Linked DNA regions of Homo sapiens: region 1 is linked to region 2. A link is a loop called in an ENCODE intact Hi-C map of the cell type or tissue named here. Cell type or tissue: Calu3. All regions are shown on one strand. Links, peaks and the distances in the headings refer to the core of each region. The heading gives the core; the rest is flanking DNA.

What was found. Peaks named below come from ENCODE experiments on the same cell type or tissue, not always from the same donor. Only the 100,000 strongest peaks of a DNase experiment are listed, where the experiment ranks them.
Region 1: it touches region 2 in a loop (4-fold over the local background); 29 of 110 quality-filtered maps call a loop at or near these places.

What each region holds. Positions count from the first base shown.
Region 1 is chr2:224,446,595-224,451,980 of GRCh38, reverse strand. No RefSeq gene overlaps it. Among named protein-coding and RNA genes, the nearest start is that of FAM124B, 47 kb to the right of the region's middle. In Calu3, for the core only: a CTCF peak has its summit at 2,333 (motif pointing right); a DNase peak (open chromatin) is centred at 2,350.
Region 2 is chr2:224,643,143-224,648,528 of GRCh38, reverse strand. All of the region lies in intron 2 of LOC105373909 (a long non-coding RNA gene), which reads right to left. Among named protein-coding and RNA genes, the nearest start is that of CUL3, 60 kb to the right of the region's middle. In Calu3, for the core only: a CTCF peak has its summit at 2,071 (motif pointing right); a DNase peak (open chromatin) is centred at 2,588.

The DNA of each region.
Region 1 (5,386 bases), core at 230-5,229, 200 kb after region 2:
ACCACTGAATCAGAATCTCTGAATGGTGGGCCTGGGAATATTTAAATTTAACAATATCCACAAAGTATTCTATTGCACACTAAAATTTGAAAACACTGCCTTAGACAGCTATTAAAATTTGTATGTAAATGTCACGGATGGGCAGCATTTATACACGTTAGAGTTTGTATGTATATGTGATTTTTTTAAATGGTGGTATTTTTGAGTTATTGTCCCATATAATTATTTAGTTAGTTAGTTAGTTAGTTAGTTATGTTTTTTGAGATGGAGTCTCTCTGTGTTGCCCAGGCTGGAGTGCAGTGGCGCGATCTTGGCTCACTGCAACCTCTGCCTTCCGGGTTCAAGTGATTCTCCTGCCTCAGCCTCCCAAGTAGCTGGAACTACAGGCACGTGCCACCACCCCTGGCTAATTTTTGTGTTTTTGGTAGAGAGGAGGTTTCACCATGTTGGCCAGGCTCGTCTCCAACTCCTGACCTCAAGTGATCTGCCTGCCTTGGCCTCCTAAAGTGCTGGGATTATAGGCGTGACCCACTGTGCTCAGCCAAGGATTTGTGTATTAATATTTTATTTTAAATTTTATGATTGCTTTTAGACAATTATTTCATGTCATTAAACATATATGCAAATATGTATATATATATGTATTTGTGTGTATACATATGTGTATATATATATGCACACACACACACACACATATTCCTCAAGTTTCTTATGCTACCATAAAGTTTTGTCAGGAGCTTGAGTGGCTGTAAGAGGAACCAGATAAGAGAGAACAATAGTGTATTAAGGGAAGAGAGTGCGAAGGAGAGATGAGAACCAAGAAATCCATCTATGATGACTTTGAAAATGGAATTGGAGATCTGCCTGGGGATGCCACACTCCACTTCTTCACATTCATGTGAGACATGGGGAAGGCCAAGGGTTGAGAACAGGACGCCCTTCCCATGAGAAGAGCAGTCTGATTGTCTTGAGTGGCACAGTTAAGACCCAAAAATACAGTGGTTAAAAGAAATGGGCCGGGCGTGGTGGCTCACACCTGTAATCCCAGTACTTTGGGAGGCCAAGGCGGGTGGATCATGAGGTCAAGAGATCGAGGTAATCCTGGTCAACATGGTGAAACCCCGTCTCTACTAAAAATACAAAAATTAGCTGGATATGGTGGTACGCACCTGTAGTCCCAGCTACTCGTGAGGCTGAGGAAGGAGAATCGTTTGAACCCAGGAGGCAGAGGTTGCAGTGAGCTGAGATCCTGCCACTGCACCCCAGCCTGGTGACAGAGTGAGACTCCGTCTCAAAAAAAAAAAAAAAGAAAAAAGAAAGAAAGAAAGAAATGGAATGTTGGAGGGGACTGGCAGGTGGAAAATTTCAGACTTAACATGATAAGTAATAGGAAGCCACTGTAGCTTCCAAGTGAGGTATCTATCAGACAGGTCCTGGAAAACAACTAGATAAGTAAGTTTAAATCAACCAGGGGGAAAAAAGATTAAATGCCTTTTAACAATCATAATTAAAATTAATTAAAATATCCAAAGTAGAAATATAATTTGGATTTTTCCCAACCTCGACAAAATAAAATATTTGATTCTGGATAACCACTGGTACTTGCTACTTTCAGATAATTCATTCTTATTCTAATCATGCTCCCCAGTTAAAAATATAGCATATCAGGATTTGAATCTGATTTTAAGTTCTTAAACTTCAAGTTGACTGTATAAAAGCTAGAGAAAAAATACTTAATTAGTATAACATTTAATGTTTTATAGGAGAAAATTTTGCTCTACAAGTTCCCAAATAATATATACCACCAAAGTTTTTATTCAAAACACAGACAATAATACATGAATTCACTTGAAGAATAATATTCTCTCCCATTGGGTCTTGTCAGCAAATGTCTAATAGTAGTTTATAAAAAGAGCCCACTGTAGCATTGATTAGTTGTTACTATTTTTTTGGAAATTAAGAGTGGATCATGGAAAGAACATTAGTTATTAATTTACAAACTGAGCTTGGGGTGAGACCTCAGGGCAGGGGCACAACCTTTCTGTGTGTAACTTAAACAAGGTAGTTTGGGCCAAACTGATTGGTCCAATCAAGCTCTCCAATCAAATGTTCATATGTGTGTGTGTTTTGCCAACATTTTTTTTACCATTGGTTTTATGTGACTTGGCACATAAAACACTTGGCGCCATGTGTATGGTCATATACAGGGCATATTTGTCACTACACTGGCACCATGATCTATGGTCACATGGGGTCACCTGACACATTTATATAACCTGCCTAGCCTCTTACGGCATTTGAATCAGGCTACTGGAATAAGACCTACTTCACCTTCAAAAATTGTCATAAACTGGCACTCACTGAATCCACCAGGGGTCAGCACACCAAGCATTATCACCCCAATATTGATAGGAATTGAACAAAGAACAAAAATTTAGAAAGCTGAGAAAAGCCAAATATCCTTTGAAATGTGCATTTGCCCATAATTTTTTTTTTCCATTCAGGTCAGGCAAGTTGCCATATTTATGTTTGTTTTCAGCTGCTTCTGTCCTTCCCTCTGAGGACCAGGAACTCAGCAGTCATTAACCCTGATTTCAACTGAAGATGACTCCACAGGTTAACCTTTCAACTTATTTCCCTTGCACAAAACCCGTGGCAAATACAGATATCCCATAAAAAGGGAAAACTGTTATGAGAGAGTCTGGATGAAGAACAAAATAAATTATTTCATGGACCAGAAATTGATCGGAAATGCAATGCTATACAACAGCCAAAGCCACACGAAAACCCTCACTAAAATAATTATTGCAGAATATACTTCAGTAGGAAGGAAAATAAAAAACGTAGAGGAAAGATATGGAACGCAAAATAAGGAGGGGAATCACAGAAATTGATAAAGTATAAATGAATCTTTATAAACCATTGACTATAAAAATATTCTCAATTTTTATTTGTTGTGCTCTAAGAAGTACAAAACTAAAACTCTCTAGATAATAATAAATTGAAGAGGAAATGTAAATGTGAAGTTAATATGTGCTAAGGACTTTTTGCCGTTGTTCAGAACAAAAAAGTAAAATTACTAAGCATTTTGTATTATTTAGAAAAATATATGATGAATATGTATGTTGACAACTAAAGGTAAATAGTCAAAAAATGAAAACACTATAAGTAACTTCCAAAACAAAAGGGGGTAATATAGCAAGCTTCACTAATTCAATAAACTATTAAAAAAAGGAAAGAAAAGAAAGACAAATGAAGGTGAACAGAAAATCAAAACTAGGAGGGTAGAAATCATTTTAAATCAATCAATAATACAAAATTAGAAAATGGAGTAAGCTTGCTATAAAAAAGTAAGAGACTGTATGATTAAGTTTTTAAAAACTCTAGGCATAGTGCCTTGGTCTGTTCCAGCTGCTGTAACAAAGTACCATCAACTCTGTATAAACAGCAGAAATTTATTTCTCATAGTTCTGGAAGCTGGGAAGTCCATCATCAAGGCAACAGCAGACAGGTTTTCTAGTGACGGCTCACTTTGTGGTTCATAGATGGAGCCTTCTAGACATGTTCTCACATGGTAGGACAAGGCAGATCCCTGGAGCCTCTTTTATAAAGACATTGATTTCACTCTCATGACCTAATCACTGCTGAAAGGGCCTACCTCCTAATACCATCACATTGGTAATTAAATTTCAATATACAAATTGTGGGGGTATAACATTCAGACTATAGCATATAGTATTCTTTTTTTTTTTTTTTTTTTTTTGAGACAGAGTCTTGCTCTGTTGCTCAGGCTGGAGTGCAGTGGGAAGATCTCAGCTCACTGCAACCTCCGCCTCCTGGGTTCAAGCAGTTCTCCTGCCTCAGCTTCCCGAGTTGCTGGGATTACAGGCATGTGTCACCACCGGCTAATTTTTGTATTTTTAGTAGAGACGGGGTTTTACCACGTTGGCCAGGCTGGTCTCGAACTCCTGACCTCAGGTGATCCACTTGCCTCGGCCTCCCAAAGTGCTGGGATTACAGGCGTGAGCCGCTGCGCCTGGCCAGCATATAGCATTCTTATAGAAAATACACACAAAATGAAATCAATGAGATAAATTGAAACTAAAGGGATGGAGAAACTTGTCTCATGCAAACAGTAATCAGATAATAAACCTAAAAAGCTGGAATAGCAATATCGATTTTAGACAAAATATAATTTATATTATACTATATATAAATACATTAATTTTTACATAAAATATTATATAAATAAAAAAGGAAAGAACTTAAAAGTAAGAGAAACATATAGTACTCTTGAACTTATAGGCACCTGAAAGATGGACCATACTCATTTTCTGGTCACACTGAAACTAAATAATAAAAAAAGAAGGCCGGGCGCGGTGGCTTACACCTATAATCCCAGTACTTTGGGAGGCCAAGGCGAGCGGATCACCTGAGGTCAGGAGTTCGAGACCAGCCTGCCCAACATGGCGAAACCCCGTCTCTACTAAAAATACAAAAAAAAAATTAGCCAGGCGTGGTGGTGGGTGCCTGTAATCCCAGCTCCTCGGGAGGCTGAGGCAGGAGAACTGCTTGAACCCAGGAGGCGGAGGTTGCAGTGAGCTGAGATCTTCCCACTGCACTCCAGCCTGGGTGACAAGAGCGAAACTCCTCCTCAAAAAAAGAAAAAAAAAAAAAGAAAAAAAAAGAAACTAAATAAGAATTCAACAATAAAAAATACCAAAATGAGTAAATAAAAGTACTAATAAAATAAGTAATATACACACACATTTGGAAACTCTAAAATGTAATCCTGAATAATTTGTGGATTAATTTTAAAAAGATGGCACCATGGAAATGACAGCATATGTAAGACGAGAATACTAATAAATGTGTTACATACCAACATTTGTGGAATTCAGCAAAAAGTTATTAGAATTTCATTTTGTGGGAATAAATCCCAGTACTTTGCGAAGCCAAGGCAGGAGGATCACTTGAGGTCAAGAGTTCGAAACCAGCATGGCCAACATGGTGAAACCCTGTCTCTACTAAAAATACAAAAATTAGCCTGGTGTGGTGGCGCGTGCCTATAGTCCCAGTTATTTGGGAGTCTGAGGCAGGAGAATTGCTTGAACCCAGATGCAGAGGTTGGAGTGAGTCGAGGTGATTACACTGCACTCTAGTCTGGGCAACAGAGAGAGATTCCATCTCAGAAAAAAAAAAAAAAGAACAGGAGCAGAAAGTAACAAAGTATTAAAAAAAAGGAATGAGAATCAACAAAATCAAAAGCCGTTTTTTAATCTATAATAAGAAATAAGAAGAGGCAATATCTATTGATTTAGTAAGCATTTTTTAAACTACACATGAACATTTAAAACTTTGATAAAATATTTACTTTTCTTAAAAA
Region 2 (5,386 bases), core at 63-5,062:
AAGAGGATCACCAACTTGGGAAAAAAAACGTAAGGATGTCTACTTCAATTAAGTGTAACAATTAAGACTTTTTAAAGACCCTGTGTAGGCCGGGTGTAGTGGTTCACACCTGTAATTCCAGCACTTTCGGAGGCCGAGGCGGGCAGATCACTTGAGGCCAGGAGTTCAAGACCAGCCTGGCCAACATGACGAAACCCCACCTCTACTAAAAAAAAGAAACAAACAAAACAGAAATTAGCAGGGTGTGGTGGTGCACACCTGTAATCCCAGTTACTGGGGAGGCTGAGGCATGAGAATTGTTTGAACCTGGGAGGTGGAGTTTGCAGTGAGCTGAAATCACGCCACTGCACTCCAGCCTGGGTGACAGAGCAAGATACTGTGTTAAAAAAAAAAAAGAAAAAAAAAAAGACTGGACGCGGTGGCTCACGCCTGTAATCCCAGCACTTTGGGAGGCCGAGGCGGATGGATCACGGGGTCAGGAGATCGAGACCATCCTGGCTAGCGTGGCGAAACCCTGTCTCTACTAAAAAAAAAATACAACAAAAATTAACTGGGCGTGGTGGCGAGTGCCAGTAGTCCCAGCTACTGGGAAGGCTGAGGCAGGAGAATGGCTTGAACCCAGGAGGCAGAGCTTGCAGTGAGCCAAGATTGCGCCACTACATTCCAGCTGGGCAACAGAGCAAGACTCCATCTCAAAAAAAAAAAAAAAAACCGTGTAAATATTTCAGTTTGGATTTGGTTTCTGTTGGGTTCTTTTGGGTAATATGACTTCCCTGGCTACATAATGAGACTTTATAGGAAAGCGGGAATACCTACCTTAATAGTTTGTGTACAGATTTCATTTAAAAGCCAGGCCCCACACTCCTGCCCCTTTTCAGTAAAATCGAAATGCCTGAGTGCGGTGACTCATTTCTGTAATCCCAGCACTTTGGGGGCTGAGGTGGGAAGATCATTTGAGCCCAGGGATTCGAGACCAGCCTGAGCAACACAGGGGAACCCCGTATCCACAAAAGAAAAAATATTTTAATTAGCTGGGGGTGGTGGCATGTGTCTGTGGTCCCAGCTACTTGGGAGGCTGAGGTGGGAGGATAGCTTGAGCCCAGGATGCGGAGGCTGCAGTGACAGCACCACTATAGCACCAATGTACTCCGGCCTGGGTGACAGAGCATGACAGTCTCAAAAAAAAAAAAATGCAAAACCTAAAACCCTCAATCTTGCTTCTTTTCTATTAGATGCTTCATGAAATTCAGCATTTTATCTCAATACGAAATTCAGCATTTTATCTCAATATCCCAAACTTTTCAGCTATTTTATGTTATCCTCTGTCCTTAACAGCTCAGACTATACTTCAGGGTAGAACTCCCCTTTAGGAAATAATGGCCCGCATCTTCAATTGAGAGGTATCTCAACTGAGTAAACATTGTACTTGACAGATAACTTAGCCACAGTACACTCTACTGCATGAAAGCCTCAGCTTCTGTTTACCTGTCTTTGAACTTGTTTTATATTTAAAGCATCTGTTAGTAAAGCAAGATGTCAAAGGAGATCAACTCTACCACACACTGGGAGCAATGAGTGGAGAAGACACAATTGGTGGGTCCACTTGGAAGGATCAAGGACCCTAGGTTTTGCTCTTCAAGTTTTTCCTCTTCGTATGATTTTTGCTCTGCATGTCATCAGCACATTCATCTTTTGGGGGCCTTCCACGTGCTTAAAGCTGCATGCGAAAATGATTTTCTTGTTATCGGAGGAGGTAGGTTGCTTCCTACATATATAATTGGTTTGATTAATTCAGCTAAGAGTTCATGAAGAGACAGCAATTTGCTGTAATCAGTCACACATATGCACACCTTTAACCTTTTAATTTACGTGCATATGCATGGCTGCCTTTAATTTACGCCCTAGTTTCATTTCTAAAGTTACATGCAGATGAATTTTTTTCTTTCAAACTATTGCATATTTCGAACTATTTTGACCTTGTCTCTGTTGATATGTTGGGGCTGATCATTGTTGGGGGTCTTCCTGTACATTGTAGGATATTCTGAAACATCCCCAGTCTCTACCACTAGATGCCAGTAGCAAACGCTACCCTCAGTTGTGACAACCAAAAATGTCTCCAAACATTGCGAATGTCCCCTGGTGGTGGTAAAATTGCCCCCGTTAAGAACCACTCATCAACTGCTATTGTCCTATAACTTTTAAATAACAAATGTTTGATTCTCATTTTGAATATTAGTAATACATATTTAGCCTTCATTTTCCCCCCTGATTTTGTACCTTGCTTGTCTCTGCCCATGGATAGAAGACCATTATATAAGTATAGTAAAGTCTTAATTTGAGATTGTTGAGTTATGAAAACGATAACCAAATAGCTGTGTGATAATGCAAGTCATTAAAAGTGAAACTGAGCTATTGCATTGTATGTGCACCTGTTCCATAGTTCACTTTAGTGTGCTGAATTATATTACCTGACTCTGCTAGAGTCTTTCCACTTACACTCCCTCCAGAATGCCTGCATCAGGTAAGGCCCATAGAAGCCTCAAGACAAAAGCAAGTCATTGCCTAATTATGGATGATGCCATCGTTATGCACAGCAGGTGCAATTCAGGTCCCGGGAAGCCATAGGAATTGAACAATACTGCCTCTGTGTAACCTGATTGCCAAGGAAGTAAAAACAACCTGTATTCAAAATACAGATATCTGTGGCATTGGGGCCAGCCCTAGATTAGCTTGTCAAGTATGCCCAGGTCACCTTCGGTCACGGGCTTCATCTTTTCAGCATCCTTCTTGCTCCCAAGTCCAGTCTTTCTCCTGCCCCAGAGCAGCTTCTGAGGATCCACCCACCTGAGCCTGTCACTCCAGTGGTTCCTGGTGCTCTAACCATTCTCCCATGTATATTGACCTTTCTGGATCCTATTTCTGGCTGGTCTCACAAACTAATCTGCAGTAGTCTAGATCAGCATTTCTAAACTGGTGGTCTGTGGGTCAAGGCCACTCCCCTGAAACATACATTTCTTTAGCCAACAAGGTGTTTCTAAACTCTTTGGTTAAACTGCTAACATTAATAAACCCAGAAATCTCATCTATTAATAAAAATTTCAGATTTCCAGCTTCTCTGAAAGAATCTGCAAGTGATACTGCTGGTATTGAAATAGTTGGCCATAGCCTATTTTAACAGATCTGATTCTGATTGTGGACCCTTCATCGCAGAGCTTGCACCCTCATTTATTTGTGTGACCTGTCTCGCCCCTGTAGCCATCTGAGTGTGTGATCCTCTCATTTAGATCCCAGAGATTAGATTTGTGTGATAATGTTGTAATTATTTCTGGAACACAAAATCAGCAAGGATAATGGAGGATGTAATAAAATTTAACACAATAACTTTTTTTTCTTTTAGACTGAATCTCACTCGCTCTGTCACCAGACTGGAGTGTAGTGGCGCGATCTTTGCTCACTGCAACCTCCGCGTCCCGGGTTCAAGTGATTATTGTGCCTCAGCCTCCCAAGTAGCTGGGACTACAGGCGTGCGCCACCACGCCCGGGTAATTTTTGTATTTTTAGTAGAGAAGGGGTTTCATCATGTTGGCCAGGATGGTCTCGAACTCCTGACCTTGTGATCTGCCTGCCTCCGCCTCCCAAGGTGCTGGGATTACAGCTGTGAGCCACCACGCCCAGCCCCACAATAACTAACTTTTTAATGCTGTTAAAGTACTTTTCATGGACGTAATTATTTAAATAATAGACATTCATCAAGGGCCTCTTTTATCAACAGCTTTTTTTTTTTTTTGAGATGGAGTCTCGCTCTGTCACCCAAGCTGGAGTGCAGTGGCGTGTACTTGGCTCACTGCAAACTCCACCTCCTGGGTTCACACCATTCTCCTGCCTCAGCCTCCCAAGTAGCTGGGACTACAGGCGCCTGCCACCAAGCCTGGCTAAATTTTTTTTTTTTTTTTTTTGGTATTGTTAGTAGAGATGGGGTTGCACCGTGTTAGCCGGGATTGTCTTGATCTCCTGACCTCATGATCTGCCCGCCTCAGCCTCCCAAAGTGCTGGGATTACAGGCGTAAGCCACTGCGCCCGGCCTCAACAGGTATTTTTTAAGTGCTATAATCAAATACCAGTCACAGTTTAAAGCATTTCCCATAAAATATTTCATCCAATTCTCACAGCAACCATAACAAGAAGGTACCATTATTATTCTCTTATTGGGAATAAGGAAACTGAGGCACAGAGAGGGTAAGAAACTTGTTCCCATGTCCCACCACCCAAAATTCCAGATGGAAAGGAATTGAAAGGCCTGACTCCACACTCGAAGCCAAGCTTACCTGGGCTGTTTACTGCCTCTGAAATTAAGTCAATTCTCATAAAAACTCTAAGAAGCCATAATTATTACTACTCTGCCTTTCAGATGAGGGAATTAGAGCTCAGAGAATTAAGAAACTCTCCTGAAAGTACTTGTCAAAGCACTGCAGATGAGAAGCTTTTTACAGTTGACACCAGCTTCCCACAGAGTCAGCCCAAAGCCGCTAGGCTGGGGTTTCGGTACCACCAATCACCAATGGCTGCAGCATCCCTTCCCCAAAGACCCTAAACCAAAGGAGACATGCGTAGGGGTCTGCTCTGCTCTAGCCCCCAAACCTTGTTCAGGATCAGCACAGGCAGCCAGGATGGCATTTTTTGTTTGTTTGTTTTTTGAGACAGAATCTTGCTGTCGCCCAGGCTGCAGTGCAGTAGTGCCATCTTGGCTCACTGCAACCTCTGCTTCCAGGGTTCAAGTGATTCTCGTGCCTCAGCCTCCCGAGTAGCTGAGATTACAGATGTGCACCACCATGCCTGGCTAATCTTTGTATTTTTAGTAGAGATGGTGTTTCACCATGTTGGCCAGGCTGGTCTCGAACTCCTAACCTCAGGTGATCCGACAGCCTCGGCCTCCCAAAGCGCTGGAATTACTGGTGTCAGCCACCACGCCCGGCCTAGGATGGCATTTTCTATTCACCAAGCCAAGAAGTCACACCACCTGAAGGCAAGACCCATTGTCCAGGGCCCATGCCAAGCCAAATGAACTTGCCATGCCCTGGGAGGCTGCTCCTGTTCTACTGAGGTGCAGAAGAAGCAGAAGTGGGAGCCACGAGTAGAGTAGGAAAATGGGACAGTTGGAGGATAATTGAAGCAAAACTTACAAAGTAGTCCAACACATGTATCCATAAAGGAAAAATCCTAGAGGATTCAAGAAGTAATCAACCTCTCTTCTCTAATACCAACAAATCTATAGCCCAGTCTTGTTTCTCACTGATAATAGCATATACAGGACTGAGTGCATCTTGTACAATACAAGACACTGCTCCCTTTTAAAACACACAATGGAACATTAAGAGCGCCCTGGATT